2 separate regions of the Homo sapiens genome follow, and region 1 is linked to region 2. A link is an interaction called in ENCODE POLR2A ChIA-PET data of the cell type or tissue named here. Cell type or tissue: IMR-90. All regions are shown on one strand. Links, peaks and the distances in the headings refer to the core of each region. The heading gives the core; the rest is flanking DNA. Region 1 overlaps GLI2 (GLI family zinc finger 2). Region 2 has its middle 25 kb from the start of GLI2.

Region 1 (15,818 bases), core at 5,031-10,030, 180 kb before region 2:
AGCTTAAGTGGCTTTATTTTGAAAGAAAATACACATTTAAAAGCTGTTTACCTATGCAAGTGGGGGCGAGGGTAAGTATGTGGGTGTGTGAGAAAGAACATACCCTGGTACAAACAAACCCCAAAGTGAAGATTTACACCTGCCAGCCAAGAGGGCTCTGTTCTCCCTCTTAAAAAGAAAAAGGATCAAATTCTTGAAAAGTGCAAAGGAAAGTGAGTGACCAGACAGATTCTCTGATGGATCCGCATTCTGAAATCTGAACCCACAACTCTGAACCTGAACATGGAAGTCAGCAGATGTGGGGCCACCTCCAGAGCCGCCTCTACCATCCTGAGCAAACCGCTCAACATCACTGACCTCCGATTTTTGGATACAATGTCCGTCTCCACGCACATCCCTTGTCTATTTTACCCAGGGGCTGTGAAAGTAAAAGACAGAAGAAGACAGCAAATAATGTTTATCTAGAGCCTAAAAGGAACTGGGTGTTGTCCCCTCATCTTGTTTCTTCCACAGAACCCTCATAGGGCCAAGGGTTAACATCGCTAGGGTGCAGAAGGGAAACCAAGGCAGCGAGTTCTCAGATCCTATGCACAGGGTCACCAAGCTAGGTAATGAGAGCTTCATGGAGAAAATGCCATCTGAGTTTGCAAAACAGAAGTGACTTTACTATTTGGAAACTGCCTGTTTTGGTCCTTGCTTCTCAGCAGCTGCAGCAGTGGCCATCACCTGGTGTGTGTTTAAAATGAAGACTCCCAGACCCCATCCTGGACCTGTGGATTCAGAAGCTGGCAGTTTAGCAGGATCCTGGGCTGATTCTTTTGCACACTGAAGTTTGGGAAGCACTGGTTTAAGGGATATATTCTGTTAAAGAAGGAACAAGAAAGAGCCGGAAGGGAAAAGAGCAAGGCAGCCAGGATATCCACCATTCAAGAGGCAATGGGGGCTGCAAACAAGCTGGGGCCTCATTTTGTAACCACCCTCCCACCCCCAGGAGATTCTGCCTCTTCTGCCTTGCCTGCCTCAGAACTCAAAGTAAAGCAAACTTTCCCCAGCAGTTCCCAGTGTGGCCCCCGGCCGGCAGCCTCTGCATGTCCTGGGAGCCTGCTAGAGACGCAAATCCTCCGCACCTTCCCAGGCCCTTGGAATCAGAAGCTGGAGTTGGGGCTCAGCAGTAACAGGCTTGTGGGTGATGCAGCAATCCTAACAAAGCTCACTGTCACAATGGCCCCTGTCCACATAACAGGGTCATTTGCATTTTACTGCAGGTCCACACCTGGCTTGGACACCAGTTAGAAAAACAGCCTGCCTTTACACTCGCTGTACAAACCTCATTTCTAAAGCGTATTTTCATCGATGACTTCACTTAACCCTCAGAGTAGCCACAAGAAAGAGGAAGATGGGCACCGCCATTCCTATTCTGCAGAGGTGAGACTGAGTTCCGTTATATACAGGTCCCAGACAGGGCTGAACAGGGCCTTCTGAGACGCTGCTGTGACGCCCACAGTCACCCTCAGTTCACTGCAAGTTGCATCACACAGCCAACGAGACCTTTTCGACCCAGACAAGACTGGCTGATGGCCTTGCGCAGGCTCAGCTAGGAGCAGGCTCGGGGCACTCGCCTTCCTTGGGGAAGCTGCAGCCTGAGGAACAGGCTGTGGGGTGGAATGTGTGTGCATGTGTGTATGTGTGTGTGTGTGTGTGTGTGTATGTGTGTGTACACACAAGTGTGTATGAGAGAGAAAAAGAACATACTTCCAAAAAAGGAAGTCCTGGAAGCAAACCCCTAAAGTGAGAAACGTGCTCTCCCTCCCATCCTCAAGTGTTTGCTTCTATATTACACTGATCTGCAAAACCCATCTCCCACCAAGACGCCTGCTTGTAAAACACAAATGCACAGATGAGGCCCAGCTGCAGCCTGCTCTGGCTCACAATGGCTCACAATGAGCCTGCTCTCTGCAGATTGATCTCCAGGAAAGAGCTCTCCTGGCGGGGTGCAGGAGGCTTGCTGTCCTTCAGAGGAGTTTCCAGTGAAGGACCCAGTGTTTGGAGAGAGGCGTAAATGCGTGAGCAGCCAGGCCCTCCCGGAGGGAGTAGAGGAAAAAGGACTCCACCGCAGACCCTTTCGTTTCTGTGTCTGGAGGTGCCACGTGCTGACAACTGCCATAGCTCCTGGCTTTTCTAACCCTGGTCCTGGATTTAGAAAAGTCTTAGCACCAGCAGCCATGTACAGATTTGTTCCATAACTTGCTCTTTCATTCTGGGTGAGAACAACATCCAGCTACCCCAACTGGTAACTGTCATTTTGGACAAGTCGCTTCACCTCTCTGAGCTGCAGTTTCCTCATCTATTTTCTCTATCTGAGAAAATAACAAAGGACACTTTGTTATGATACAAGCAAGGGACTTCAGATTGGTGATGTCATCCAGAGGAGACTAGAAACCAACAGAATCCTCCGAAAACGCTGTGCCCACAATCTTTGCCCTCTTTACAAAGTAACACAGATACTCCTTGCCACCCAGAGCCGGGTGGTGATAAAATGAAGCTCTCTTTGTAAAGTGTCGAGCCCATAGTGGGTGCTCCATAAATGTTCATTTCCCCTCCCTGAAGCATGGCTCTGCACTCCGAGCTGGAAAGAAAGACAAACGCACCCCAATTCAGTGCGAATCCAGGCATGCACGCCCCAAGTGAGGCAGCCCTCGCTCACATCCATTTGCATTTCCTTCTGCGAGTGCTCCAATTTTAAAAGCTTAATATTTATTTAGATATTTATTTTCACTGTAAATACAACACATGTTTACAGAGATATTTATTTTTCTCTATAAACACAGTAAATGTCTGGGGAAAATATAATCCCAAACTCACAGGACTGGAATGATTTTCTTTATGACAATCATTTTGTGTGTGTGTGTGTGTGTGTGTGTGTGTGTGTGTGTGTTTTAATCTATATCAGTGCCTTATGCCATTGCGTTTTAACCCTAATTTCGAGGGAGTAGGGGGTGGATGGAAACCACTCCACAAAACAGCAACAAGAAAAGACCACAGGTGAAGGGGACCTGTGGTCCCCCTTCACTGAAAATCACAGTGTATCAACTCCTCTGAACGGTGGAAAGCAGAAAGGTGCAGTTCCCAAGGGTCAGCATCAAGATAAGACTTGCTGAACCTGACATTGATGCCTAATGAGTAATAAAATGTCCCTTCATGGGGTAGAGTTACTGGATGATATCATGAGACTTTAGCACCTTAAAGAGGTCTCATAAAATGTTAGCACCCTAAAGAGGTGACCATGTTATATAAATACAGGATAAAAGATACCAGCTCAGCATGAGTATCAGTCAAACCCACTCATTGTACAGAAAGGGAAACTGAGTCTCTAAGAGATCTTCAGGCCTGAGATCAGACATGTTAACGGCAAGGCCTAAATGGGTATTTTTTTCCAGAATAGAGTGGTAAAGATGTGAGTATCTAAGAAAATTACACAAAGTGTCCTTTGTTATGACACAGGTAAGGGATTTCAGGTTGGTGATGTCATCCAGAGGAGACTAGAAACCCAACAGAATCAATCCCCTGGCCTCCAAAAACCCTGTGCCTACAATCTTTGCCCTCCTTACAAAGTAACACATTTACTCCTCAACTTACCATGCCCCAGTAAACCCACAGTAAAGTCGAGCCATTGTAAGTGGAGAACTGTCTCTACTGTGATCACCTTTATTGCTTCAAAATTTATTTTTAGCCTTTAGTAGGAAAGCGGTAGTGTTCAGGCTCTTGAGCAAAACTGAGAGACGATTCTCTGAATCTCTGACAACTCTGGGCAGAGCCAGGGAGCAGGGGCCCATGCTGTTTCAGAGGTTTAGGACTCAAAGGATGGAATCCTCGTTCCCCTAACAGGAAGTCAACACGGGGAGTTTGCTACTTCTGAGGCTGACCCGGACAAGACCAGGAGCTGTGGCCACATTTGTGATGGAGAGGGCGTGGCGGCTGGAGCGTGTCAGTGGGGGTGGTGCTGGGGAGAGGCATGTGCCCGCAGGCAGCCCCATGGGGAACAGTGCAGGAATCTCTTCCCCCAGCCCCTCTCCCTCACACAGGCCACCTGGGACAGAGGTGGACACGTTCCTCCCCTGCCCCTAGGCAAGCACTGGCCTCAACTTCAACTTGTTAATTTCTATTTCATGATCCCCTTTTTTTCTTTCCCCTGATCTCCGCCACTTTTTGTTCAGCCCTGTTACACACTATGCATTTTTGGAGGCTGCCTGTAGAACTACATAGGGTAAAAATGAATAAACGAGCTTCTCAAGAGTTAACTCTTGGTGACTCTTGAGGGATTAACGCCCAAGCTGGGGATTCCTTGAGAAAAAGGGCCAAGGCCTCCGAAGAAGGCTGTGTGTGTGTGTGTGTGTGTGTGTGTGTGTGTGTGTGTGTATGGGTGTGTGTGAGTGTGTGGGGGGGTGGGTGTATGTGTGTGTGTGTGTGTGTGTGTATGTGTGTTTTTCAAAGGAAGCCATGGTAGAGACCTGTTGACACTTCCACCTTCAAAACAAAATGCCAGTTGTTGGTGGTGCTAAAATTTTTACTGCTGTTACCACCACACCAGCACTAGGGCCTTCAGAGTTTCACCCTTCAGAACAGAAACCACCTCCTTATTACTGTCAATACCCCCCCACCCCAGCTTGGTGGGCCTGGCTAATACTCATATCTCTGAGACATGCCGGATCCCACCCTGCCTCAGGCAGGGAAGACAGGGCCCCTCTGGGCTCCCTCTGGACCCCAAACAGCCTTCTGGGGTCATGGCCCTCGCCTACCCACACCCCTGGTGTGTCTGAGTCTCCCACTAGGCCTGGGGTGGGGCTAGGGGGCTGCCTTCAGGCTGACCTCAGGGTGGGGCGGAGAGAGGGTGGGGGAAAGAAGGGAGGGAGAAATCTGAGCCACACTTAATGCTATGAGATCCACAGACCATCAAGGCAGGTGAGAACCAACCTGCCCAAGATCACTCAGGGACAGAGAGGGACAGGAAAACTATGACAGTTCTAACTGTTGGCTTGATGAATCACAACCCTAGAACCTTCACACAGCTCCAGGACACCCTGGCCCTTGTCTGCCTTCTCCAATCTCAGTTTCCTCACCCATAAAATGGGAGGGGAGAGTCACATCTGTCTCACCAGGAGGTGATGAGCAAGAAATAGCTCTAATGACTTCAGAGCCCTTTGCAAATATCAAGGTGTTGGTTAGAAAACCATAGCAACCACAGTGGGCTCAAACCTTTCCTTTTAAAAAGAGGCAAGGAAGGGATTACAAGACGAGGGGAGACCAGTGACCAGACGAAGTGTCTCTGGGTTCCGGGCCCATCCTCCCAGGGAAACTTACTGAGAAGCATGTTTTTGTTTTGTTTTTGTTATTGTTTCTGTTCTTGTTTTTTGTGACGGAGTCTCGCTCTGTCACCCAGGCTGGAGTGCAGTGGTGCAATCTCAGTTCATTGTAGCCTTCACCTCCCAGGTTCAAGCAATTCTCCTGCCTCAGCCTCCCGAGCAGCTGGGATTACAGGCCCATGTCACCATGCCCAGCTACTTTTTGTATTTTTAGTAGACATGGCGTTTCACCATGTTGGCCAGGTTGGTCTCGAACTCCTGACCTCAGGTGATTTGCCTGCCTTGGCCTCCCAAAGTGCTGGGATTACAGGTGTGAGCCACTGCATCCAGCCCTGAGAAGTATGTATTTTTTATTCATAACAATTCACCCCAATTCTAAGGAGAGACTACTTCACTTCCCCTTCCTCCCCTTCTAACAAAGGACTGTTCCTTCCATCAGTTCCCCAGTGCCACATCCAAGCAAAACTTTTCTGCTCCATACTTACAGCCAAGTTCACACGTTTAGTTTTGTTGTTGTTTTTTCATTGTTGTTGTTTTCTTTTCCCTCCCAGTTTCCAAGGAGAGAATTGCTGGCTGCAAACGCTGGAAAGGCTGACACAGAGGGAAGCCAGGCCAGCCTGCAGGGATGGCTGAGGTCCATGCAGTGTCCACAGCCTGGTGGCCCAAGCCTCCACCGGGGAGCCCCTCCCCTCCCCTCCCCATCAGCCAGGTCCTCAAGGAGGCACCCATTGAGGCACTAGAAAGAAAACCATACTGGGCCGGGTACAGTGGCTCACGCCTGTAATCCCAGAACTTTGGGAAGCTGAGGCGGGCAGATCACGAGGTCAGGAGTTCAAGACAAGCCTGGTCAACATGGTGAAACCCTGCCTTTACTAAAAATACAAAAATTAGCCAGGCTTGGTGGCAGGCGCCTGTAGTCCCAGCTACTCCGGAGGCTGAGGCAGGAGAATCGCTTGAAACCAGAAGGCAGAGGTTGCAGTGAGCCAAGATCGCGCCACTGCGCTCCAGCCTGGGCAACAAGGGCAAAACTCTGTCTCAAAAAAAAAAAAAAGAAAGAAAAGAAAACCATATGGGAGGAAAGAGGTAAAATGGAAGTGGGGGGATTTATGGGGGGGCGGTTTGAAATCACTGGTACCCCCCCCCAAGGGTTAATGCATGTCTTCATTTGTGGTCCTCAAGGACACAAGACACAGATTAGCCCCCACCCCTGGCAGTAAGAACTGATCCCACACTGGCGCTCTAGAAAGAGAGTGAGAAGGGAACAGAATGCTCAGGAGGGAACAGAGCAGGCACTCTGAGCACTGGAGACTCCCAGGCTGCGTATACTCAAGGCTAAAGTCCCCCAGAGGCGTAGCTGAAACCCAGCCTGAGTCAGCGGAGCCACGCCGGTCCCAGGCAGCTATCAGCTACGCGGGCCCCAGGCAGCTATCCTTTCTAAGGGGTGTCCTTTCTAAGGGACATCTGTCACAAAAACACATTTAAAAAATATACTAATGAGTTTTGCTTTCAAAAAGTGCACAGATCTGAGAGACGGACAATTGCTTGGGAAGAACCAGGAAAGCAAGCTGAGCTCCAGGGTGAGATTGGGGCCTTTCCGGAAAGTCAGAGTGAGCAGCAGAGAGAAAGGAACTCAGCTGGAGCTGCCACAAAGCCCCAGGAGGACCCGACTGTCCCCACAATAGGCCTCTCGGGCCTCAGCCTTCGGCATTGATTAACATGCAGCGGGCTGGGAAGAAAGCGAGTTTATTCTGCAGGGGACGTTTGGGAGGGGCAGGGGTCAGGTGGCTCCCCCTTAAATCACGCTGCTGTCAGCCCCACACAATTCCCTCCCCTAGGGCTGGGTCATTACTCGGGTTTATGCAAAATAAACAGCTTTGCTAAATATTCCCCCAGACCAGGTCCACAAAGGCCTGGACTAAGGAGGCAGAATGCACTTGAAGACCCAGAAAACCATCCGCTTCCTCGCCCAACTGCTTTGCCAGGGAGTTCAGAGGCCCCCTGTCCACATTAGTTTGCTAAAAGTTTATCTTTTTTTTCTGTTTTGTGGGGGGTTGGGGGGAACTTGGTTTTGCTTTTCTTTTTCCTTTTTTTTTTTCTTTCTTCTTTTTTCCTTTCATTTCTTTTTTGGTAATTCCTCCCGAGACACTGCCACCAACCCTGTTCACTCATTCTTGGCCGGCTCTGACTCACTCCCTTCACTTTCTTTCTTGAGCTATGTAAGACTTACAATTCCTGGTTTTCTATAGGGGAACTGAGCCATGAGAAATCTCTTATAAACGCTCCCAGAAAAGGAGTCCGTTCTCAGAAGATCCTTCAAGACAGGCTGCTCAGCAGCAGGGCCAGCGGGGGCTGGGGGCACCCAGCAAGAATCTTAATTGTGCCAGAGCCACACACATACCCCAGGTGGGGGAGGGGAGGCTGGGGGGCGGGCAGGGGCCACCAGGGTTTGAAAAGAACTCTCCCTTCAGGGGCTGGGCTTGGTTATTCACCTTGAGCCCACCCTTCTCCCTCCACGTCATCCAACAACAAGGACAAAAACTAAAATAGGAAACAAGAAATAGAAGCCCCAGCTATTCCTGGCCATTCAGCCTTCCTCCCAAACTACAGAGGACAGGCTGAGCTGCTGAGATATTTGAGAAGGCTGTGGCAAGATGCCTTAGTCAAATAACTCATAACTATGCACGCTGGGGGCAGGAGCTCTGCCAGGCAGGGGTCATGGCCCACATTTCACACTGGCGGTCACTCCTCGGGTTAGCGGTGGTCTATCCTTCCTGACTTCAAATCCACAGCATCTATCAGAAAAGTGGCAACAACCCCATTGGGTTTGGGTCTCTTAGGGGCAGAACCTGAGACAAGGATGTGAGTGCAAGTGGTTTATTTTGGAGATGACAGGGCAGCTGAGGACATCAGGAAGAGACACCGAAGGTGGTGAATCAGGGACAATGGCACACCCCCTACCACTCTGGGCAAGGGCAGCTGAGCTCCACACAGAACTTCTGAGAACCAGAGTAGACCCAGCTGAGGGGTGAGGGAGCTGGGGTATTTACACACCAGTTCTGCCATAGACATTTGTTAAGTAGGGTTACTGATTATCAGTGTTAATTTCCTGGCACCCTGAACTGCCACCAGCGCAGCAGCAAGAAAAAGCCCCTCAGGCACAAACACGCAGGTGCAGGATCCAGTAAAGTGGTCAGGAGGTGGCGGCAGGAGAGGCAGAGCATGATGGCTCCTGCCACAAACACTAACCATCCAAGCTGGTACCGGGCCAGCACCAGAACTCTCCCCTCTGCAGCCCCTGGCTAGCTGGGACAGGATTTATGCACAGAGCAGGATTTATGCACCCACTTTTCCAAGGGGCAGACAGAGGCCTGTGCCCTGCCCAAGGTCCCACAAGGGCTTCCAACTCCACATCAACCACCGAATGACCACGTAGTTCCTCAGCCCAAACCTCAGTCCTCCCAGAGCAGGCGGCTCAGGCCCACCACCTGCAGAAACCTCTCGTGAAACAAACGTTTCTCCTGTGGCCCAGAAGAACCTTCAACAGGTCAAAAAGGTGGGGACATCTCTGTCACGTGAGCAAAGAGACCAAATCTTCCCTTCCCTGGCTGACGGGGGAGAGAGGTGGATGGGGGCCCGACAATGGGACAGTGCTTTTAATGAGCACCTGATCAGATGTCAAGCTTTGTCCAAAGTGCTGGGGTTAAGTAGTCCAAGGTGGTGACCACAATCCGCAGAGCCAAGCAGGAGGTCACAAGGTGCAGGGTGGGGTGGGATGGGAAGGGGGCTTCACCCACTGTGCTCAGTGAAGACTGGCATTGGTCACACCTGGAGTGCAGTGGAAAGAGGGGTCGCTGGTCCAGGAAGGTGCATCCAGCTTCTCACAATCTCCCAGGTATCTGGACTGAGTAAATGAGGACAGCCTGGTGTGCAAAGCCCCTCTCTGCTGCTTTTTCAGTGGGGTCAGGGTGCATGGAAAGGGCAAGTAAGGAAGAGAAGGGAACAGCGCCTTCCCCTGTAAAGAAAGCATGTGTGGTGCCCTCCACTCTACTGGAGCCAGGAGCATAGCCGGCTCCCCAGAGGAGAGGTGCCCATAAGCATCCAGGGGAAAGCCAGGCCCTGCCCTTTGCTGCTCCCCCTTCCCTTCACAGCCTGTACTCCAGCTCTGATTTCTCCCAGCATAGCCCAGGCTTCAATCACATTCTGTACGCCCGTTCATCTATTTGTGTGATTTAATTTATCAAACACTTACCCAGCATTCACCATGGGCCAGGTCCTGAAAAATGTGAACTGGTTTGATCCACATTACGATGCCTATAAGGTAGGGTCCCTTTTTGCCTTCATTTCATGGAAAAGGAAACTGAAGAAGAGAAGTTAAACAGAGACCAAATTCAAACCCAGGCAGCCAACTCTTAACCACTAGGCAACACTGCCTCTCAAGAAATTCCTTCTCTGCCTACACCCACTTGTTCAACAGGCAACACAAGCACCATCACCTCCAGCAAGGCTCCCCGATTTCTTCTTTATCCACCAGACACCCCGCCCAGTGCACCCACTCCTGGGTGAGGGGTGCCTGCTACTCTCCCATAGCACCTTCCTGTGTGGCATTCAAGCCACTGCCTGCTCCCCACCAGCCATCAGCTCCCTGATGCTGAAAGGTCCATCTTTTCATTTCTGTGGGCTCCACGTCTGGTGCCCAGTGGGTCCTCAAGAAATCCCTGCTGACAAATGGACTGATGAATGAATGAATGAACAAATGAACACAGTCCTGGGAAGGCATTAGGAGAAGCCATCCCCAAGATGCAAACTCCAAGAGGTGAAAATGACTGAAGGAGAACTGGAGGACACACATCCTCTCTCCTCCCCACTACCTGGGTACCAGCTTCACGAAGCCAAGCTTTGGGGGGACCCGTGCCCCCACCTCGCTATAACCCACCAGCCTCCAGGTAAGCATAGATGTCCCGAAGGAGGCCCAGCCCCTTGGGAAACAGCACGGCTTGCTTACTTGAGGACAAGCTAGTGAAGACACGTGACGTAATTCGCATTGCATATATTAATTACCTTGTTTATTTTTCGCTAATTTGAGATTCAAATGCAGCTGTAAGAAGTAACAGGAAGACATCCTGTGTATGATTTACCTAGATTTCCCCAATCATGTCTTGCAAAGCTACAGTGCAATATCAGAATCAAGATACTGATAGTGATACAATGCATCTGCCTTGTTCTAATTTCCTCAGTTTTACTTGCACGCAGGTATGTATGTATGTGAATGTGTATGCATTTAGTTTTATGTGTATATATATATATATATATGTGAATGTGTGTGCATTTAGTTTTATGCAATTTCATTAAAGGTACAGATTCAATATCTACCACCTCAGTCAGGATACTAAACAGTTCTGTCACGATGAGCACCCTTCTGCTGCCCTCCTCTCCCTCACCCCTACTGTCATTAAACCCTGGAAACCATTGATCTGTTCTCCATTTCTAAAATTTCATCACATCAAACATGTTACATAAATGGAAACACATAGTTGGTAACCTTTTGGGATTGGCTTTTGCACTCAGCATAATTCCCCGAAGATTCAGCCAAATTGGTACAGGCATCTATGGTTTGTCCCTTTTCACTGCTGAGTAGTATTCCCTGGTATGAATGTGCCACAGTTTGTCTAACCACTCGACCACGAAAAGACATCTGGGCTGTTTCCAGTTTGGGGACATCACAAATAAAACTGTTATAAATATTTGTGTACAGGTTTTTGTGTGAATATAAATTTTCACTTCTCTGGAATAAATGCCCAAGGGTGTAACTGTTGGGTCCTATGCAGTATGTTTACCTTTATAATAAGCTTCCAGACTGTTTTCTAGAGAGGCTGTACCGTCTTACATTCCCACCAGCTATGTGTGAGTGCTCCTGTTTCTCTGCATTCTCATTATGAATATTTTTTCTTTTAACCATTCTGATGTGTGTATAATACCTCGCTCAGTTGTAATTAGCATTTTCCTAATGGCTAGTGAAGTTGAACACCTTTTCATGTGCTTATTGGCCATTTATATAATCCTCTTTTGTGAAAGGTCTCTTTCTGTTTTTTGCCCATTTTCTAATTATATTGTTTCTTTTTTACTGTTGAGTTTTGAGTACATATTCTATGTACTAGTCCCTTGTCAGGTATGAGGTTTGCAAATATTTTCTCCCATTCTGCAGCCTGTCTCTTCACCCTCTCAACAGGGTCTTTCGAAGAGCAAAATTTTTGATTTTGGCGAGGTCCAATGTGTCAATCATTCCTTTTATGAATCATGCTTATGGTATCAAGTCTAAGAGTCCTGTGCCTGGCCTGAAATCCTGAAGGCTGTGATTTCTCATCCTTCCTCGATGGAGGAGCTGACTGTCTGAACTGGAAAGCATTCTTTCTCCACCTTTACTACCCAAGGTGTGTCTCTTGCAACCATCTTCTGAGGGCTGGCTCAAGGTGGGGTATGAGTTGACAGGAAAGACGTGATACAAAGAAAGAGCCATTTGAGTTTCCTCGAGCATCTCAGCAGGCTAACATCACCCACAGACTTCCAGCCCTTTCAAGACTTTTCTGAGACACAGGGGCAGAAAAGGGCTAAAAGAGGAGACTATGGCCACCGCACTTCTTTCGGAGGACCAGATAAAGATGCGTTCTGTTTCTCCGCGGTCCTGCAGCGCCCAACCCATCACCCTTGCTGGAGGGGCCCTTTCTGGACAGAGTCCTCACGGCCGTCTAGCCTGGGCCTCCTTCACTCTACCCTCCCCACCCCCAGGGAAAAGGAAAGACTTGGTCCCCTCTTGGGGACAACTCAACTGTCTCCATTTTAGCCATCAACATGGAGAACTAGAAACACGAAGTCACCACTAACTGATAAGCCTTTGAAGTGTTGGGTTCTCCTGGAAAAAAGACTTGCTACTGAGATGTCAGCCAACGCTGACCATGAGTCCTGACCCAGAACTGGAACATGCAAGCAGCGACCCTGAATAGAAGGCCCAACAGAGGAAACCTGGCATTGTCGATGCTAGTCAGCTTTCCTCACACGTTTCTGAACGAAGAAAGAAAAGAAAATCCCTGATTGCTCTGAAGACTGGTTGCAATAAAAAAAAACTCAACAATCTCCCCACCCACCACACCCTAGTAGGCCCTGTCCACACCAAACACTGTTTGTTAGGGAACATGGCCCTCACGGCCTGTGTGTCTCTCACTGGTGCCCACTCTCCCCTGAATCACACTGCACAGGGTCTCTCCTGTCTGAAGAGAAGAAAACACCCTGAAAATTAAGAAGATAAAAGTGATGGCGGTGCTGTTCAAAAGGAGAGAATGTGGAACCCTTGGGCTTTGTTCCTAATGCTCGGGGACGATGAGATTGAGAGAACTCATGGAGTCAACAGGTGTCACAGATGTCCCAGGAAAATACCAAAAATAAAACAAAAACACCTCTCGCCTTGCCAAACGAGAAAGCAACATCACTCAACTGCAGGGCATTTTGGCAACTAAGAGTGTTTACCCCCAGAGAAACAGCTGCCCTTGCCCCAGCGGGCAAAACAGGCCTCCCTTCTACCCCTCCCCGACTCCCTTCTCCCTCTGGAGGTTTCTTTTCGGCATCCAGCCAGACAGAAAGAAGGCAGGTGACAGAGCAGGGGCTTAACAGGTCCCACGCAAGGCTCAGCTGGGGAAGGCCACTCCAAATCACTTTGGCAAACTTGAACTGAACCGCAGGCCACCGCAGCCGGGAAAACAAACAAGAGCCTGTCGGCCAGGTCCTGCTAGCTGTGCCCAAGCTGCAGCTCCCCTCTCCCTGGCTTGGAGTGGAGCAATAAAAGGGGTTTGTGAATGCATGTCCCAAGCTTCTTAGCGCCTGTCATATTGATCTAGCACTGCGTTAGGATCCCCGGGCCCTCTCAAGGACCTGGGCAAACGCTGGTATTAGCGCTCCCCTTCCTCTTAAGAGTGTGCTGAGCAGTCACTCCACTGTTTCCCAAGGAGGAGACCCCCGACCCTGACAATCCATCAAGTGAATGCAAATTGTGGCCCAGACAAAACCAGGCAAACAGCACCCCGCTCCGGGATAATGGCCTCTGTGGGAGAAGGGCGCTTCCAACAATGATTGCTGTGTACATATCCCACTAAATACCCAAACTTCTGATTAGCCCCATCATGATTTGTGTGTGCACCGCCTCTTTTGAATGGCTCCCAAGTACATGGTACAAGTTGACTCAAGCCTAACCTCAAACAGTGGCCTTCCCGGGCTTCGCCAGCGCGGGGAGTGGGCTATACATAGCTCTCTCTGCTGTTGATTACAAGCCTTTTGGAAATCCAACACGCAGCCCAGCAAGGAAAAGAGCACGGTGAGAGGGTGATAATCACAGGCTCCAGGCTCCGGCTGGAATTGATCTAATTTGGTGAGTATCAATTCAGGTTCACTGTGGGGGAATATTCCCAGGTCGCCTGAGCTGCATATTTGCAGGAAGAGATCAAAAGCACCAGAATGGGATGTTCCCTCCCACAAGCAGGCTGGGGGATCTTGTGGGCGGGGGGTGCTCTGTGGCTTGTGACATCTACCACTTGCCATGTGGGAGTTTTCAGGCAGGGCATCTGGCCATCTGCTTTCAAGGACCACAGGCATTGATCGGGGGCCAGCGTCTGAGGTGTGCTTGGGAAGCCAGGCATCTTCCCACAGTGTCACTGGCACCTACGGAGGAAAAACGTGAGTGTGTTGGATGAGTATTTTCACCATGTGTTTCTGCATCTGCGTCTCGGGCCCAGATCTCTCTTCTGAGCCCTGGATCTCTCCGTCCAGCCCTTGCGTGAGCCCCAGGCATCTTGGATGTGCCTCGCCTGACACAGACAGACCGTGGCATCTTCTCCCAGCACCTTGTGCTTGCTCCTGGGCAGGGTCTCCTGCCTCAGCAAGGGCACCGCCATCCACCCAGCCAGCAACGTCTGGGGTTCCTTGGGGCCCTGGGTCCACCCACCAGGTGCGGCTTGGGGCCAGCATGCAGGCTACCGCAGTCCCACTCCAGGCCCCTTTATTTCCTGTCTGTCTCAGCAGCTCACTAAGCAGGCTCCCAGCCTTTCCACCTCTGCCTCACCCACTCACGCCCCTCAGGAAGGCTAGTATGAGCTCTCTGGAGCGCAGGTCTGACCCTGCCACTCCCTTTCATAAACACTTTGGGGCTGTGCCCAGTGGTTCATGCCTGTAATCCCAGCACTTAGGGAGGCCAAGGTGGGAGTATCACTTGAGTCCAGGAGTTCGAGATCAGCCTGGGCAAAATAATGAGACCTCTTCTCTACAAAAAATTTAAAAACTTAGCTAAGTGTGGTGGTGCGCGCCTGTGGTCCCAACTACTCCAGTGGCTGAGGTGGGAGAATCGCTTAAGCCCAGCAGGACAAGGCTGCAGTGAGCCATGATCAATGACACTGCACTCCAGCCTGGGCAAACAGCAAGACCCTGACTCAAAAAACAAAACAAAACAAAACAAAACAAAACAAAACAAAACAAAACAAAAACCCAAAACCAAAATATACACGCACACACACACACACACACACACACACACACACACACACACACACACACACTTTGGAAAAATTAGAATAGGGGTTCCAAGACCCTGTCTCAAAAAAAAACCCCAAAACCAAAACACACAGACACACACACACACACAAATTTACTTTGGAAAAATGAGAATAGGGGTTCTCACCTCCTGAGGCCAGCATGAGGATGGCACGCTAATGCATGTAAAATTATCTGGTATATAACAGGTGCTCAGTAAATGGAGTTACTTCCCTTTTTCATTTTCTTAGAGCCAAAGAATGACAGAAGTATGGTTTTAGCTCACGGCCCTGTGTGATAATAATGATCACTTGAATGTGAATGATAGTGTCCCACACGTGAGGCCCCGCTCCCACACATGACCAGGTAGAGGGGAGTTTGGTGCTAGCAGATTCTCCCTCCTCCTGTGTCTGTCATCCTCCAACTCCAAGTACAGAGGCCTCAGCTTCCAGGGAGCAGAGGCAATTTTATTTTTAATCCTCCCCGTGGCCTCAAGCCTGAGTCCCTCTGCCCACCTGCTAGACGCCTCCTGCTGCCAGCAGCTGCCTCAAGGGCCCTGTGTGTCCGAGTGGGCACTGGACGCTGCCTGTTGCTATAGCTGCCCCGCCCCAGGCCCCGAGGCCTCTGAGGCAGTCGGTGAGATGAACATGGGATCAGTCAGTGAAGGGCCATGAAAACACACGCTGCCCCAGAAGGGACGGGTGGAAAGGCCTTGTCAGCATTTCCGAGGCTGGGGTGGCCAGGCTCAGGGGAGCCACCCTCGGAAGGCAGCCTCCCCAGAGGCCAGCTGTGAGACTGCAGCTGCTGCCTTTGAGGTTGAGGGGCCATTTACAAAGCCCAGTGAGCTTGGCAATGTAGCTGCAGCTTCACTCTCTGGAGCAGGCATCTGAC
Region 2 (15,818 bases), core at 5,757-10,756:
CTAAGGGTCCCACCACAGGAGAGTCATTCAGTCAGCTAGAGTATAGCCATCTGCACAACAGAATAGTAGGTAGCCATTTTAAAAGGTTTTACAAATAATTTATTTCAATGTGTCAAGGTAGGTATGATACAATGCTATGTGAAAAAACACCAAAATACAACTTGATTACATGTGATTACAACTCTAGTCTCAAAAAGCCAACCCATGCATAGAGTAAGAGACTCGAAGGAAATTCAGCAATATGCTAACAGTGGTTGTTTTGGGGGCTGGAAAATGTTTTCTTGCTTTTTTTTTTTTTTGTATTTTCTAAACTTTCAAAAGGTTCATATACTTCTTTCATGATAGGAAAAAATCATTCTCTGAATCACATCAAGCAGCCTGGTGAAGGCCAGGGAGACCCATGTGGGCAGAGCCAGGAGTGGCCACTGTCCTGTGCCGAGCTTCGTCACCCAGTGCAGCTGCGTGAAGCTGTTTGGTGAGGCTGGGAGTCAACTCTGTTTTTGGTCCTCTTGAAAGTGAGCAAGGCATTGTGGTCCCCAGAATAATGGTCCCCAAAGATGTCCATGCCTGAATCTCCTGAACCTGTGATTAAGTTACCTTATGTGGCAAAAGGCATTTTGCAGATATGGTTAAATTAAGGACCTCGAGCTAGGGAGAGCATCCTGGATTATCTGTGTAGGCCCAACCTAATCACTTCAGTCCTTAAAAGTAGAAGCAGAGGCCCAAGAGTGGGTCAGAAAATATGACTAAGAAGGACTCTAGCAGCCATTGTTGGCTTTGCAGATGTAGGAAGGGACCATGAACCAGGGAATGCAGTGACTTCTAAAAGCTGAGAACTGGCACAGTGGTTCACACCTATAACCCCAGCACTTTGGGAGGCCCATGTGGGTGGATTGCTTGAACCCAGGAATTTGAGACCAGCCTGGGCAACATAGCGAGAACTTGCCTCCACAAAAAAAAAAAAAAAAAAAAAAACCAGGTGTGGTGGTGGGTGCCTGTAGTCCCAGCTACTCAGGAGGCTGAGGTGGGAGGATGACTTGAGCCCAGGTGGTTGAGGCTGCAGTGAGCTGAGATCACACCACTGCACTCCAGCCTGGATGACAGAGTGAGAACCTATCTCTCAAAATAATAACATTAATAAATAAAAGCTGGGAACTGCTCTCACTTTACAGCCAGCAAGAAAATGAGGACTTCAGTACTGTAACCACAAGGAACTGAGTTCTGCCTGCAACCCAAGTGAGCACAAAGCAGGATGTCTCCCAGAGCCCCCAGGAATGAAGCTCCACTTGCTGATACCTGAATTTTACTCTGGTGAGATTCGTGCTGGACTTCGGATCAGTAGGACAGTGACATTAAAAAAATGTGTGTCATTTAAAGCCACTAGATTTGTGTAATTCGCTATGGCAGCTGTAGAAAATGAACTCAGACACAGACAGAGCACAGGCTGGGAGTCAGGACGTGAATTCCAGGCCTGGCTCCACCATCGGGAGTCTGTGTGTCCTTGGTGAGCCCTTGGTTCTTTGGATTCCTTCCACACGGTGTGGGGTAACCCCTCGGCCCCTCCCAGCTCTGACCCTCGATTTTGCATGTGTGCCTCATTGGCCCTGAAATCTGAAGAGGAAGAGGGGTTTTTCCTGCTGCAAAGCCTGGGATCCCTAGCCTCATTCATTATATGGGATGTGTGGGGTGTGGACAGGGGCAAGAGAATACTGGAGACCAGGGCCTCCCATCCCAGAGCTGCCAGGAAGGGCCACACTCTCTGGCCACAGGTGTCTGGCCAAGCATTGAGTTCTCTGCACCTGCACTTCAAGGTGAGGTCAACATTTGCTCACAGATGCTCCTAGACTGCCCCACAGTTTGCTGCCAGCCTGGGCATGGGGCTCCGGAGGACAAGTAGAAGTTTGGGGGCAGTAGGTTTCCATTGGGCAAGCAGAGTCCCTAAAAGAGACTTGCTGGGGCTCAACAGCCTCACCTCACTATCCTCCCAGACCTTTGCTGGGGCACCGAGTGAGAGGGTGGGCCTGGCTTGGACCAGGGGAGGCAGGGTGGCTCTCTGTGGTGCCCCAGAAGCCGCCGCCCTGCCCTGCTCTGCAGCCTCCCACCCAGCGCTTTGATCCTTGCAGACAGGCCCCCTGGTGCTCCCTGTCTGTTCGTGTCGCTGGGCCTGAGCCAAGATGGAATGTGGGAAGCCTGCTTAGCTTGGGGCTCCCCACCCTGCCCAAGCTGCACACCTCATCCTGGGGTGGCCCGTGCAGGCGGGTGGGCCCCTTCTCAGAGTGAGATCCCAGAGTCTCAACCTCAGTTTCCCCAGGGTCAAACGGAGATACTAAATTGCACCTACCTCAGAGGGTCATGACAATGATAGAATCAGAACATCACTAAGGGGCATTTAATGTGCCAGTGCCTGGCGTGCCATAAGTAAATGTTCAATACATGTCAACTTTTAAATTATTAATTATAGTGTTAACCAAATCATTAATTCATTGTACGCACTTGGGCAATTCCCTTCTCTCTCCAGGCCTGTTCCTACATCTAACAGGAGCGAGTCGGACTTGCCGATGATTTCTGGAGCCCTGCCTGCCTCTGAGATTTCAGGCTACCTCAGTTTCCCCACCTCCTAGTCTAACGGGCATTCATCAGGCACAGGACAGAGCCCTGAGGAGACAGCAGCCCCCAGGAGGCTGGTTCCTGATCTGCTGCCTGCTGCCTGCTGCCTGGGAGGCCCCATCAGAAAACTGGGGCTGGCAGCATGTTAGACTCTCCTGCGCCTGCCTCTGCCTGTTTTCACGAGGCACCCTGCAGGCTTGGCCAGGACTGCTGAGGAGTGGGGACGTCTGGGGAGGCGAGCTCAGCCGAACTGCCGTGCAGGCTGGGGCCTGGTGCTGCTGGAGTCAGCCTTCATCAGGGTCCCTGGCTCTGGCCTCCTCTTCTCTAGGGCAAAATCCCAACGCTGTAATGGCCAGGATCTGCCCCTCCCCACATCCTGCTCTTGATGGGAAACATGCCCATCATTGGGTGTCCCAACCAGGCAGCACCCCTTTCATTCTCTTTGTCTTTCCATGCACTATTTGACTTGCCTGGGGTGCATCTCCCTCGCCCCCTACAAAATTCCCCTCCCCTGGAAAGCTCCCTGGTGACTCCCTGACTCTCCCCTCTGGATGGACAAGGTTAGATGCTTCTCCCAAGCTCCCATACATGCCCTCTCGTCTTCCCCTACATGTATCCACCTCCCTCTCAGATCATAAGCTCCCCAAAGGCAGGGGCTGGCACCACTTTATCTTTGTTCACGGCGCTTGGCCCAGAGCCTGCCAGAAATGCTTGTCATATAAGAACCAACAGTGAACACTGCATGAATAAATGAGTACATGAGTCGTTTGGGCATATGTGAGGGCACGTTGATTGCACAGACCATCAGTGTGGGCAGCTCAGGGAAACTGTCCAGGGATGGGCTGGCTCTGCAGATCCAAGTGAGCAGTCAGCAGCAAGCCGGGGCGTGACCGTCCAAGGGGCCAGGCCTGGGCTGAGGGTAGAACTCCAGGAGAGGGGATCTGAGGCTGGGGAAATGCCAAGCCCCACTTTCCTCATCTGCATAAAAGGGAAGAATACTAATCCTTGCTTTGGAGATTTGTGGTGAAAATTAAGCAAAATAATATCTGCACGGAGCCCAACACAGACCTGCTGTTCTGTAAATGGCAGCTCACCTGGGATTTGGATCCCAGACTGGTTTTCATTTTGTAAAAGTGACGTAAAATTTTCTTGGCCAGGAATTTTCCCTTTTAAAAGAAAAATACGATGTTTACTAAGTGCACACGTGGTCTGAAGTTACGAGAAAACACAGTAAAGCTGGCACATATGACAGGGGAGGTCTGGGGACACATCCTGGGTCCAGTGTCTGCCACAGCTTCTGGTGCAGTGTGGAAAAGTCCGGTTGTCATTGAACTCTAGCTACTGCCTCTCCCTATGCTGTGTGCTCACAGCAGACATTCCTTACTCTCCAGGTGGGTATGTAACTTTGGGGAAAGCAATGTGGGGTTCTCTTTCAACATTTAAAGTAGGTGGATGTCATTTCACCAACACTTGGACCTCTGGAAACCTGTCATGTGGATCAGTGTACTTTGTGTCCTCTGTGGCATTCCTAATAATAGCAAAAATGGAAACAATGTATATGTTCCTCAACAGAAGCATAATTAAACACATCATGTTACATCCACGGGGCAGGCTATTACAAAGCCCTTGAAACAAATGGTACCGATCTTAATGCTGATATGGAAACGCATCCAAGAAGAAAGGCAAGTGTCAAACAATATGTATGGGAGCAAGGAAGACCAGCTGGCCATGACCATGGCCAGGGGATGCCTCAGGAGGGCCTCTGTGGAGATTTGGGGACAGAAGCACTATGGGTGCCCTATGAGTGCAATTCCCCCAAAGGAGATGGAAGCACCAGGTGTGGCCCTATTGATGGTGAATATTGATCAAGTCTGGGCAGGGCTGGTGAGGAACCGTGAGACTCATCATCACTCCAGCCCAGTGTCATGGTCTGGACTGCTAAGTTGTATTCATGGACTTGCATGACCCGGACAGCTTTGGGAACTGGGGCAGTGGGCAGAGGTGCTATGTGGGTACCCTGCCCACATTCCCTGACCCTTTCCATTATGTACATTCTGGCCTGGGTCTGACTTCCACGTGTTTGCCTGGGAGGTCTCTCTGGACACTGGAGGCCACTCTGCCTGCACACCAGCTGGAAGCCGCAGGGAATTGTCTCATGGCAGCAGCTTCCACCACTGGCACATGGGAGCTGGTAGATAAATACCTCAGCTCCCTCACCCCTCAGGTTCTTCACTTTTTCAGAGTTGCCCGTGGGATCCCAGCTGCCCACAATGAAGACTTGCTTGATAAGAGTTCGTCACCAGCTTCCCTTCCCTGCCTGTCTCCCTTCACCCCTGTTGCAGGTTGAATTGTGTCCCCAAAACTTACGTAATGAAGTCCTAATCCCTAGCACCTCAGAATGTGACCTTATCTGGAAATAAGCTTGTTGTAGATGTAATTAGCTCAGTTAAAGTTAAGATGAGATCATGAAGGTGGGCCTTAATCCGGTATGACTGGCAGCCTTTCAAAAAGGGGAACCTGGGACACAGAAACAGGGAGAACACCATGGGAAGATGACATCGGATCAAGGTGTTGCATCCACAAGCCAAGGAATGCCAAAGATGGCCGGCAGCCACCAGAAGCCAGGAGAGAGGCATGGAGCAGGTCCTCCCTCACAGCCTGCAGAAGGAGCCAACCCTGATGACCCCGTGATCTTGAACTCTGGACTCTAGAACTGTCAGATGGTAAATTTCTGTTGGTTGGGCCACCCAGTTTAGGGTACACTGTTATGGCAGCCCCAGCCTACTAATTCAAGCACCACACTGGTGTTTTCCAGCTTGCCAAATAAAGAATTTGCACTCAGTTTTTGTCTCAGTGTCGGGAACTAAGGGACAGGGGAGAGGACAGAGAGGCTCATCCAGCAGAGCAGGAAGATAGCAAGAGGCAGTATAATTAAAACGCCTCAGGGAACTGGGGGTGGGGCAGATCAAAGGCCATACCCCCACCCTCTGAATCAGAACCCGGGGATGTTCCCTGAATTCTGTGTGTTCAGGTAGAGGACATCAGGGTGGGGAACTGGCTCAAGCTGGCAAGGCGATTGCCCATTTAATATCCCCCGACCAACCTTCTGCCCATGACTGAGGGAGGCAGGACTGGGTGGCCCACTGAGGCAGGGTGAGGGCTTGGTGGTTCACATGAGTGCATAGCAGGAGCCTCCTGCAGAGACGCCAGCCTCCTGCTGCTGAAGACAGGTATGCAGCCAACATGCCAGCTCTAAATAGGGTCCCCTGAGGGTATTCCTGTTTAATAAGGCAGAGACCACTGGTAAAAATGGAGACAAAAACATCTTATAGTACAGTCGTGGGAAAATGAAAAATTTGGTTTTTGTTAAAAAATCGAAAGTTACTTTTTGGGAGCCAAATGTTCATCGTGAGAGGAAAAATTAAGTAAACAATAGTTCCTATTTCTGACGTGGCCAAGGGCTTAGCTCGTATGCTGCCACCTCCCGAACCCTGGTCCCTTCTTGATGGACACCTGGCTCCAGGTGTTGGCACAGGTGTTGGCTCTGTCCTGGCTGGATATCCAGGGCTGATGACCTAAGAAAGAGAAGGGTTGGAGGCTTGGCTGTGCCAAACCTAAGTCCCTGCAACTTGGGCCTCAGGTTCCCTCTCCTCAAAGCAGACACAACACTGAAGGGGTGCAGCTGGTTGGGCGGAGCCTCCTGGCCCTTCTCTGAGATCCTGCCCACCCCAGTCATGGGAAGCAGGCTGCGGAGGCCCCTGAGGGTGGAGTGATGGTGGGAGGGTAGCGGGGAGGGCTGATGTCGGGGGCGAAGGCAGGCTTGGGGCTGAACGGCAGGAGCTGATCTGAAACATCCTGTGGGTGCTGGAGACAGAAAGATTCTTGGTGGTTTGGGTGTAACTTGAAATTCTGCCATCTTCCCTTCTTATCTCATCATCAGAAGGAAATCAGACAAGAGAGCATGAGCTCATGCTAATAGAAGCCATTTTTTGCCCTTTTGGTTCCTATCAATTAAATCCTCTCCCTTCTGTGGATCACCTTCAGAGGCTCTCTGCAAGGCTTTTCAGGACCAGATGGTGCAAAGCTAGTTTGGCTGGCAAGCACGTGTTAAGGGCTGTCTCTGCAAGGGCCCAGAACAGCTTCATGGCCTTTGACACCACTGAACTTGGATTTGAAGCTCAATTCTGCCATCAGCCAGCCGTGTCACTGTCAGTGGGGTACTTAGTTGAGACCCTTCTATGCAATACCTTCTGGACATCACTACTTTGGCTTGTATAGGAACCTCAGACTCAACTTGTACAAAACTGACTTGACATCTTCCTCCCCAAGCGTGCTCCTCTGATTCAGTAAACAGCCCTATCACCAGCCAAGTTCCACACCCAACGCCTTGGGCAGAAAGCTGTAAAACTAACTGATTACCACTTCCTCCAGGAAGCCTTCCTGGACCACAACCCGTCTCCTGGATCACAGCCCATCTCCAACAGCTTCCATGCCATCATGTGTGTCTGTCTGACGCACTCAACACTTTACATTTTGATGATCTGTTGGTGTGTCTCTCTTACTAAATTGTGAGGCCCTGGAGGGCAGGAGCAATGTCTTAAGTTTTGGGAATCCCACGACCTAGCAGAGGGCTTACTTTAGATAGTTTGGGGGAGTCTAGACTCCATTTTCTCCATCTCCCCCTGCTCTTTCCTACCTCCAAATAAACAGTCAATTCAAATCATAAAACAGTGGATCTGCTTCAAGACAAGTCCCTTAACCATAGCCCTGGACCAGACTGCAGCCCCAGAACCTTCCAACCTAGAAATCCTATGCTGCCAATGAGGAGCTCAGGAAGAGACAGGGCATGATTGGTGAATCCAGGAGTTCCCTTAGTGCCCTTCCTTTCCCTCATGCAGCACATCCAACTAACCCAGAGTCCTTGCGCCTCTTCCTCCTAAGCCCAGCTGCTGGGTCGCTCTCCTCTTTGTCTGTCCCGCCCCATGCTGGCCTAGGCCCCCAGCTCCACAATCCCCCCAGTCTCCTCCAGAGTGGGAAATGCTTATGACCCTCTCCAAGGACCAGGGTTCTGATCAGGGCACCCGTCTGTTTGTAATCCCCTTCCCTGTCTTCTTTTAAGGAAGCTCAGCTCAAAAATTCACTGTTCCCAAGGGCCCTCCCACCCCTGTCCCTTCTGCCTTCGACTGTCTCTTCTGTACTGACCTCTAGCACATCTCCTGGGACACACAGCTGTGTGGTAATAGCAGCTCTGCCTCTCTCAACCATAGGACCAAGGTCCCAGCATCTGACGCTTAGTAGGCCTTCAGCTCTTGTCTGTTCTCTTTCCCAGGACACTTGGCTCCCAGGCCTCCTCAGCAGGGACCTGCTGCGTGAATTTTTTTTTTTTTTTTTTTTTTGAGATGGAGTCTCACTCTGTCACCCAAGCTGGAGTGCAGTGATGTGATCTTGGCTCACTGCAACCTCCACCTCCTGAGTTCAAGCAATTCTCCTGCCTCAGCCTCCCCAGTAGCTGGGACTACAGGTATGTGCCACCACGCCCAGCTAATTTTTTTTGTATTTTTAGTAGAGACGGGTTTCACCATGTTGACCAGGCTGGTCTCGATCTCCTGACCTCAGGTGATCTGCCCGCCTCGGCCTCCCAAAGTGCTGGGATTACAGGGGTGAGCCACCACGCCTGACCCTGCTGTGTGATTTTAGCTCTGTCCTCGGCGTGCTCATGAATCACACTGGAGAGCCCTGTGTGGTCCTTCCACGGCTGACGCATCATGAGCCTGTTCAGGCATTTTTCTCCGCTTCACTCTGCCATCTGTGTGTGGGATGACGAGGAAAGCCCATGTGAAGCGACTGTCTCCTGCCTGTTTATTGAGGGCTCCGGAGTGCTCTTCAAAACCATCTTCCTGCCCTTTTCGGCAGACAGCAGCATCTCAGGGATGCCTTTGCCTCCCAGAGGGGCCGGAGGTGGGCAGGGAACAGAAACCTCAAAGAGTCCTGCAGCTCTCTCAGCGAGAAGCCGCCACAGCCCTTCTCGAGGCGTGCGCCCGAAATGCACTTCTTCTAGCTGGAGGTGGGTATCAAATCCTATTTTACATTCGCCTCAGAGTTTCAATTCAAAGACGGCACTTCCACAGATAGAAATTTCAAATTCTTAACAAAAAATAAAGAGAGGCTCGTGTGAAGGAGGCATTCTGGATTTGACAAGGTGTTATCTGGGCATTTACCACCTCTGTCCTCCTCCAAGCAGGGTCTCGGGGCCCACAGTAGCATTGGCATCACCTGGAATACGCACTAGAAATGCAGACTCTCAGGCCATACCCCAGATCTGCTGAATGGACGTCTCCGGGGTGGGGCCCAGCAGTCTTTGTTTCAGCAGCCCTCCGGAGGCTTCTTCCGGCTTGAGAAGCACTGTCCTAACCTACAGCTTTGAGTATTTGGAGGAATTACCTAGTTCTGAAATATCCTAGGAGAATCAGGACAGGGACAATGAATGGCTTGCTTTCTTTTTAATTCAAGCCTAAACCAGATGTCCTGAAATTAACATTAGCTGCATCAGAATCCCTGGAGGGCTTGTGAAAGCACAGCTTGCTGGGCCCCACCCTGAGAGCCTCTAATTCAATAGGTCTGAGGGCTGGAGGGATCTGGGAATTTGCATTTCCAAGTTCACAAGGGATGAGGATGACGTGTTGCTTGTCCACATTTTGAGAACCATTGTCCTAAGCAATTTCCAAAATAAATCGACTGTCGGATGGACACCAGCATGGGCACTCTGTACTGAGCATCAGATTAGTACCATGTTGGTTGATATCCTATTCTTTCAGGGGTTTGAAAATTTTTGTTTGTTTTAAAAATAAGGCCAAAGAGGCGAGGCACCGCGACTCACACCTGTAATCCTAGCACTGTGGGAGGCCAAGGTGGGCGGATCACCTGAGATCAGAAGTTGGAAACCAGCCCGGCCAACATGGTAAAACCCCATCTCTAATAGAAATACAAAAATTAGCCAGAAATCACTTGAACCCAGAAAGCAGACATCGCAGCGAGCCGAGATTGTGCCACTGCACTCCAGCCTGAGCAACGGAGCAACACTTTGTCTCAAAAAAATAAATAAATAAAAGTAAGGTCAAAGGCTTTTAGTGGTAATGTCTCATTGTGCCTCAGCTTACTCACCTGTAAAATGGGCAGGTCATAGTTCCTACCCCAAAGGATGGTTATGAGTGTTAAACACACAAATCCACCAAAAAGCACCTAGCCCTGTGTCTGGCACACAGGCATGGCGCCTCTAAATATTAGCCATAGTGTTATAATCTCACGTTTGTATTGGACTGGAAAATGAGTGCCATAATTCCTTGTGCAAATCCCAAATCATAGGGAGCACATACGCAAAGTGAGAGTGAATTGCATTTCTGTTCAAAGAAGTGAGTAGGAAGAAAGTTTTTCTCAGCCCTCATGGGCACGTCCCTGGAGGCAAGTGTTCACACATGCTCAGCCATACTGGGCTGAGCCAGGGTTTAGGGTCCCAGAGACGAGCTTCAGATAGAACAGCATGGATGGACGAAGAGCAAGAAAAGGTGGTGTTAAAACAGAAGGTTTCCCAGGCCCAATTTTTATTTAGTTTTTTTGGGGTTTTTTTTTTGTTATTTGTTTTTTTTTTTTTTTTTTGAGGCAGAGTCCTATTCCGTTGCCCAGGTAGAGTGCAGTGAAGTGACCACACGTCATTGCAGCCTCGACCTCCCAGGCTCAAACGACTCTCCCACCTCAGCCTCTGGACTAGCTGAGACTACAGGCGCACAACAACATGTCTGGCTAATTTTTTATTTTTTTGTAGAGATGGGGGTCTCACTGTGTTGCCCATGCTGGTCTCGAACTCCTGGACTCAAGCAATCCTCCCACCTTGGCCTCTCAAAGTGCTAGGATTACAGGTGTGAGCCACCATGCCTGGCCATATTTTTTTGTTATTATAAAAGCAATATACACACTCATTGCAAAAAGTGACCAGGTTACAGGCCTCTGATTCCTTCAGCATCCCGGGTGGTGACCACTCGTGATGTGTTGGGTGTTCTCCATTTTCTACTAATGCAGAAGTGTACAGGAATAATATCCTTGTTTTTCCTCCTTTGGGGCAAGTGTAATATCCACAATACTGACCACAGATGATGTGCGTTGGTCTTCAGAAAGGTGCTTTAAGAGATATGAGTTGGTGGTTTCAGTGATGTTTAAGGCATAAAAAGTGTCTGCTCCCACACTCCCTGAAAATCAAGACATCCTAATAATGAGTCAGGATGGGGAAGTCTCTCCTCTTCCAAGAGAGGCAGAAATGTTCTCCAGCCCCAGGCGACCGAGCTGATCAACACAGCTCAGTTAAGTCATGGGGAAAGGGTCAAGCAAACCCCTGAGGGGAGAGCCTCACTTGAACAATGCCTCACTGGGGAAAAGAACCCCCAGCTTCATTTTAGAGGAGAAGCTTCTCTGCTCCCTACTTTCTCAATTCTGGCATGTCCTGTCTGCAAAGTCCTGCCAAGTCTGCCCCCAAGATGTCCCTGCATTACAGACCTGACCGCAGACCCAGGGGTCATGGGCATTGTACCAGCAGCAAAAGCAAGTGCCCCTGGCAGGATGGAGGCTCTCTGGACCTGCTTCAGAGCAGCCTGTCCTCCTGACAGCTTCTGCTCGCCTTTCCAGCCTGCCCAGGCTGCAGAACACTTCTGTTTCGCTTTTCCTTTTTAAGAGAGAGAGATTATCATTATTTTTTCCAGCTACCCACCAGCAATTCTATAACTTACCCTGTCGTCCCTTCGTTTACAATCTCTATAAGGCCCCATCTTGGTCTTAGCACACACAGGTCCCATAGGATCCTAGCCCTCCCTCCCACTCACCTCTCCTGCCTCTGCCCTCCCACTTCAAGCTCCAGGTCCACTATTTGGGTCATTTGTGCTCCCACCTCAGAGGCTTCACACCTCCGTTCTCCCTGCCAGGATCCTCTGCTCTGCCCTCCACCTTTCCCCCTCCCAGCATCAGCCGAGATGTCTGCCACTCACCCCTGGAAGCCTCACCTTCTAAGTGCTCCCATTGTCTTCCCCTCCACTTTCCAGAATTACCCATCCTTTCAAAAAATATATAAACTGGATTGTATTATCCGTGTTGTTCTGAAAGTTGCTTTTCTTTTGGACATTTTTCTTGACCACTCAGAGATGCCTGGTATCCCACAGAAAGGAAGTACCATGATGTAGTGGCTGATTCCCCTGCTGATAGACACTTAGGGTTGTTTCTATGTCCATCACTACAGAGAATGTTGCGAAGACCATTGGTGTGCACACACCTCTGCACAGATGTGGGAGAATTGTTTAGGATAGAGACCTGAGGGTCGAATTGCTGGGTCAGGCGGTCTGTGCACACTTCGCATTTTGAAAAGCAATTCCCAAGAGCTCTCCAAAATGTTAAGTACCTGTTTTTACTTCCACCAATTGTGAAATGGCCTTCACTTCTTCACTACTTCAAGGCTGAGTAGTAAAGCCTTTTGGAATTGAAAACTGGAACCTTGTTTTGATAGGGCTAGTTGGCAGTGTCTCACAGTGGTTGAGTTCCCTTGACTTTTCCTCTCCTTCCCACTAGCAGGGATGCTCTGGGCTTTAGGATCAAGACTGTCTTTAGGGGGCTGGGGCACAACTGAGATGGGGATTAGAAGAGGAACCCAAGACCTTTAGTACTTTATGGAAAAACCATTTTGTTTTGCTGATTGACTTGCAGGAGTTCTGCCAATGCCTTTTGGTTTTGTTTTGCCATTTCTGTGGTCTTGGAAGTGGCAGGTGACCAGATAATGTACATGAGAATCTGCCAGTGGGTCAAAGGAGGTGGCAGGTGGGGAACCTGGTGGTGGCAGCCACAAAGGCTTCAGCTCGGAATAGCTGTGTTGTGGTCTCATTTTCCTGCATTCACGCATTCATTCACTAAACAGTCCATTCACCCCTAAAATAATTACTGAGTGCTTTCCTATGCCAGACACTGTGTTTGACTTTGGGATGCAGAGTCATTAAAGAAAAAGGGGGGCAGCTGGCAGCAAGGAGAGGGTGTTCCTAGCCCCAAAGTAGGAAGGTGCAGAGTGTGGGGATTGAGAGGGGGGTAGGCAGAGCCAGGGCCCACAGCTTTTGAAAAGTGTCACAAGAACAGTGAGAAGCCACTGAAGAATGTAAGCAAGGGTCAAGGAACAGGATTTGGTTTGTGATATTAAAAGACCCCTACATTTGCTCAGGGACATGAGGGTCCAGTCGACTGCAGGCTTGGAGGAAGGAGCCCGGGGTCAACACTGGCTCAAGCCAGGAAACCCTGGGCAGTAGACTCGCTGGGTTCCATTTCCTCTGGATAATCTGAATTCCTCCTGTGTTCCTGGTGTGGGGCTAGAATTAAATGACCGTGGCCTTGGAAATGGGTAAGTGCTGGGAAAAGGGCTCCTGGCGGCCAGCCACCGCACTGCCAGGCCCACGGATGTGTGCTCCATTTGTCCTTGGAGAAGGGCAGGGAAAGGACACTGGAGGGACCAGCCAGGCGGGACAGTAGGCCTGGAAGCATCAGGGTTTCCCTTTTACACCCCTACCTTTCCACTCTGCCCACCCAAAGCCCAGGAAATACAGCAGAGGTTTTCCAACTTTACTAGGCAAAAGTGTTGCAAAACGCAGTTGCAGAACCTATCTGACATCACAGATCAAACTAGTCCCTGTGTCCATTACCTCCTGTAATGCTCAAAGCAGCCCTGCAAGAGGTGGCATGTTCCCTACTTTAAGAAAGAAGCAGCCGGGCGCGGTGGCTCACACCTGTAATCCCAGCACTTTGGGACTCCGAGGCGGGTGGATCACGAAGTCAAGAGATCGAGACCATCCTGGCCAACATGGTGAATCCCCGTCTCTACTAAAAATACAAAAATTAGCCAGGAGTGGTGGCATGAGCCTGTAGTCCCAGCTACTTGGGATGCTGAGGTGGGAGAATGGCTTGAACCTGGGAGGAGGAGGTTGCAGTGAGCAGAGATGGTGCCATTGCACTCCAGCCTGGAGACAGAGCGAGACTGCGTCCAAAACAAAAACAAAAACAAAAAACCCAGGTCTAATTGGAGTCTCCTCACCCTTCTCTGGCCTCTCAGAGGCTTGGCCTGAAAGGCCTTTCCAGGTGTCCAACGACAGAAGGGTCCTTCAGGCCCCTGACCTCTGTCCTCAGCTGAGCCTCCCATGCTCACTGTCCTGGTGGTCAGCACATATGAGGCCCCTCCAAATGCAGGTGAACCTTGGAGGCTTGTCCAGATCCCTGGAGTGTGTGCTGCTGGAAGACCAGCCTCTACTGGGACTCACCTGTCCCTTCCCCCACAACACTGGAGCCTGGCCTGGCACAGAGCAGACCTACAAGGGGGCACAGTGAGTCACTGTGGGGTCACCGAGAGACCTTGGCAGAGATCCTGGAGACCTGGTGTCTTTCAGCCTGGCCTAGTGAAAAGTGAAAAGCCCAGGTTCTGAGCCACAGCTGGAACCCATGGATTCCAGGAGTGCAGAGATAAAGGCTTCTGTGGGGGAGGGGGTGGAGTGCTTCAGTGCATGGCCTCTGGGGCCAAACGAGGCCATACACTAGTCCTGTGACTTGGACAAGCCACCTGGTTTCTCTGTGTCTCAGTTTCCCCACCAGTAAATGCGGATATATTAGAAGCTACCTCATAGGGTTTCCTTGAAAGGAAATGCGTTAACATGTACACCATGCTTAGACCAGTGAACTTGTATAACGTGCTTAGAGTCTGGCAAATGCATAAATAGTTGTTAATTCTGTCCTGCCCTCAGGGGCGTAGAGTTTAGCCGAGGGACTGATACACAGCTGTGAGAGCATAGATACACTCCCCAAGAGGGGACCGCATCCCTGGCATAAGCTTGGACCTTGAGTTTTTGAAGCCATAGAGGCCCATTTTCAGATCCCGACAGCTTCTGATTCTAATTGGGGAAAGATTGCTCTTTGCTTTGGGAATGTTTAAAAATCAAAGTCAGAAATCCTATTTCTGAGCTGAAAGTTTTCACCCCTGAGCTCAATTGTCCTGTTTGTAACTGTAAATGGTCATTCTCACTGGGAGCACTGTTGGGTCCAAGAACGTGAACTTGATAACAAGGGAGGAGAGCCTGTCACCGGGAATGAGGTAGGCAGTGTGTATGGCCGTTGACGGGCAGAAAGAGGGCCGGGGGTGGGGCAGGGCAGGATCCTGGTTCCAAGGATATGGGCCAGGTGGTTGGCTGCCCCGGTGCAGGGCAGCAAACCAGCCTGGGGAGCACCCCGTGGGCTTATTGGGTGGGCCTGACCAGCAGGCCATAGAGCAGGGGCCCTGTCCAATTTGAAGATTTTTCTCTTCTGCACCATAATTCCCTCCTGCCATTCTCAAACCTCTGGAAAAGTTTGTATCTGGTGCTCGCCATGTTTGGGGAATCATGGAGCCACCTGTGGCAGTGGGACAAGGAGGCGAGGAGCAGTGAGGAGTGAGAGATGGCAGGACAGAAAAGGTGGCTCCAGCAATGTGTGATGTAGCCAGCAGCAATGACAGTGTCAGCAGCTGGGCCTGAAGCTGTCCTCAGAAATACTCGGGGGCAGGAAACCAGGCAATGGCTGGCCTTCCTGGGGTCTCAGCCCATTACTCCTTGAGCATTAAAGGGAAGGATGGCCTTGAAGGCTAGAGAACTGATGAGGTAAAGGGTGGATTCAGAATTGACTCAGCTGCAGAGTGAGGAAGGCCAGGGCTCAGAGGGCTTCCCAGAGGAGATGACTCATGAGCAGAGTTTTGAAGGATGAATAGGAGTTTGGCAGTAAACCAGATGAGGGATGTTATTTCTACTGCTCTCTTCAGTTGTCCCCCATCACGCCTCAGCTGGAAAATTTGTGCAGGCCTTTAAGAGACCCCCAAATCCCAGATGAAGGCCCCCACCCACTTGGAGCAGAAGAATGTGCCTTTTTGAGTTGTCTGTAGGGAGGGACAGGTTTCTGGCTCCCCTGGGATCTGTTGGGCTTTATAAGTCTGGCAATGAATACCATTCTCAATCCCATCTCAGGGATTTCAGATTCAGTAGAGTGCTTATAGATTGCTTTTGTCAAAATGTGTGAATTATCCTGGGGGCGGGGAGATTTATTCAGTCTTCCTCTTTGCCGAGTTGGCTCTTATTTGCCGTTACCTGCAAAAATATATTTCTTGGGCCCAGTTCCCAGAGGAG

The links. ChIA-PET counts read pairs that join two places held together with the same protein. Peaks named below come from ENCODE experiments on the same cell type or tissue, not always from the same donor. Only the 100,000 strongest peaks of a DNase experiment are listed, where the experiment ranks them.
Region 1: POLR2A ChIA-PET joins it to region 2 with 13 read pairs; 2 of 35 experiments call an interaction of 5 or more read pairs at or near these places.

Annotation. Positions count from the first base shown.
Region 1 is chr2:120,885,295-120,901,112 of GRCh38, reverse strand. The region is part of intron 2 of GLI2 (GLI family zinc finger 2); the gene reads right to left. Among named protein-coding and RNA genes, the nearest start is that of GLI2, 160 kb to the right of the region's middle. RefSeq lists an enhancer at 13,676-14,243. In IMR-90, for the core only: no CTCF peak of the experiment used is centred there; a DNase peak (open chromatin) is centred at 7,572; H3K4me3 peaks cover 210 bases; H3K27ac peaks cover 1,926 bases.
Region 2 is chr2:120,703,117-120,718,934 of GRCh38, reverse strand. No RefSeq gene overlaps it. Among named protein-coding and RNA genes, the nearest start is that of GLI2, 25 kb to the left of the region's middle. RefSeq lists enhancers at 7,821-8,688, 8,689-9,557, 12,563-13,278. In IMR-90, for the core only: no CTCF peak of the experiment used is centred there; a DNase peak (open chromatin) is centred at 8,364.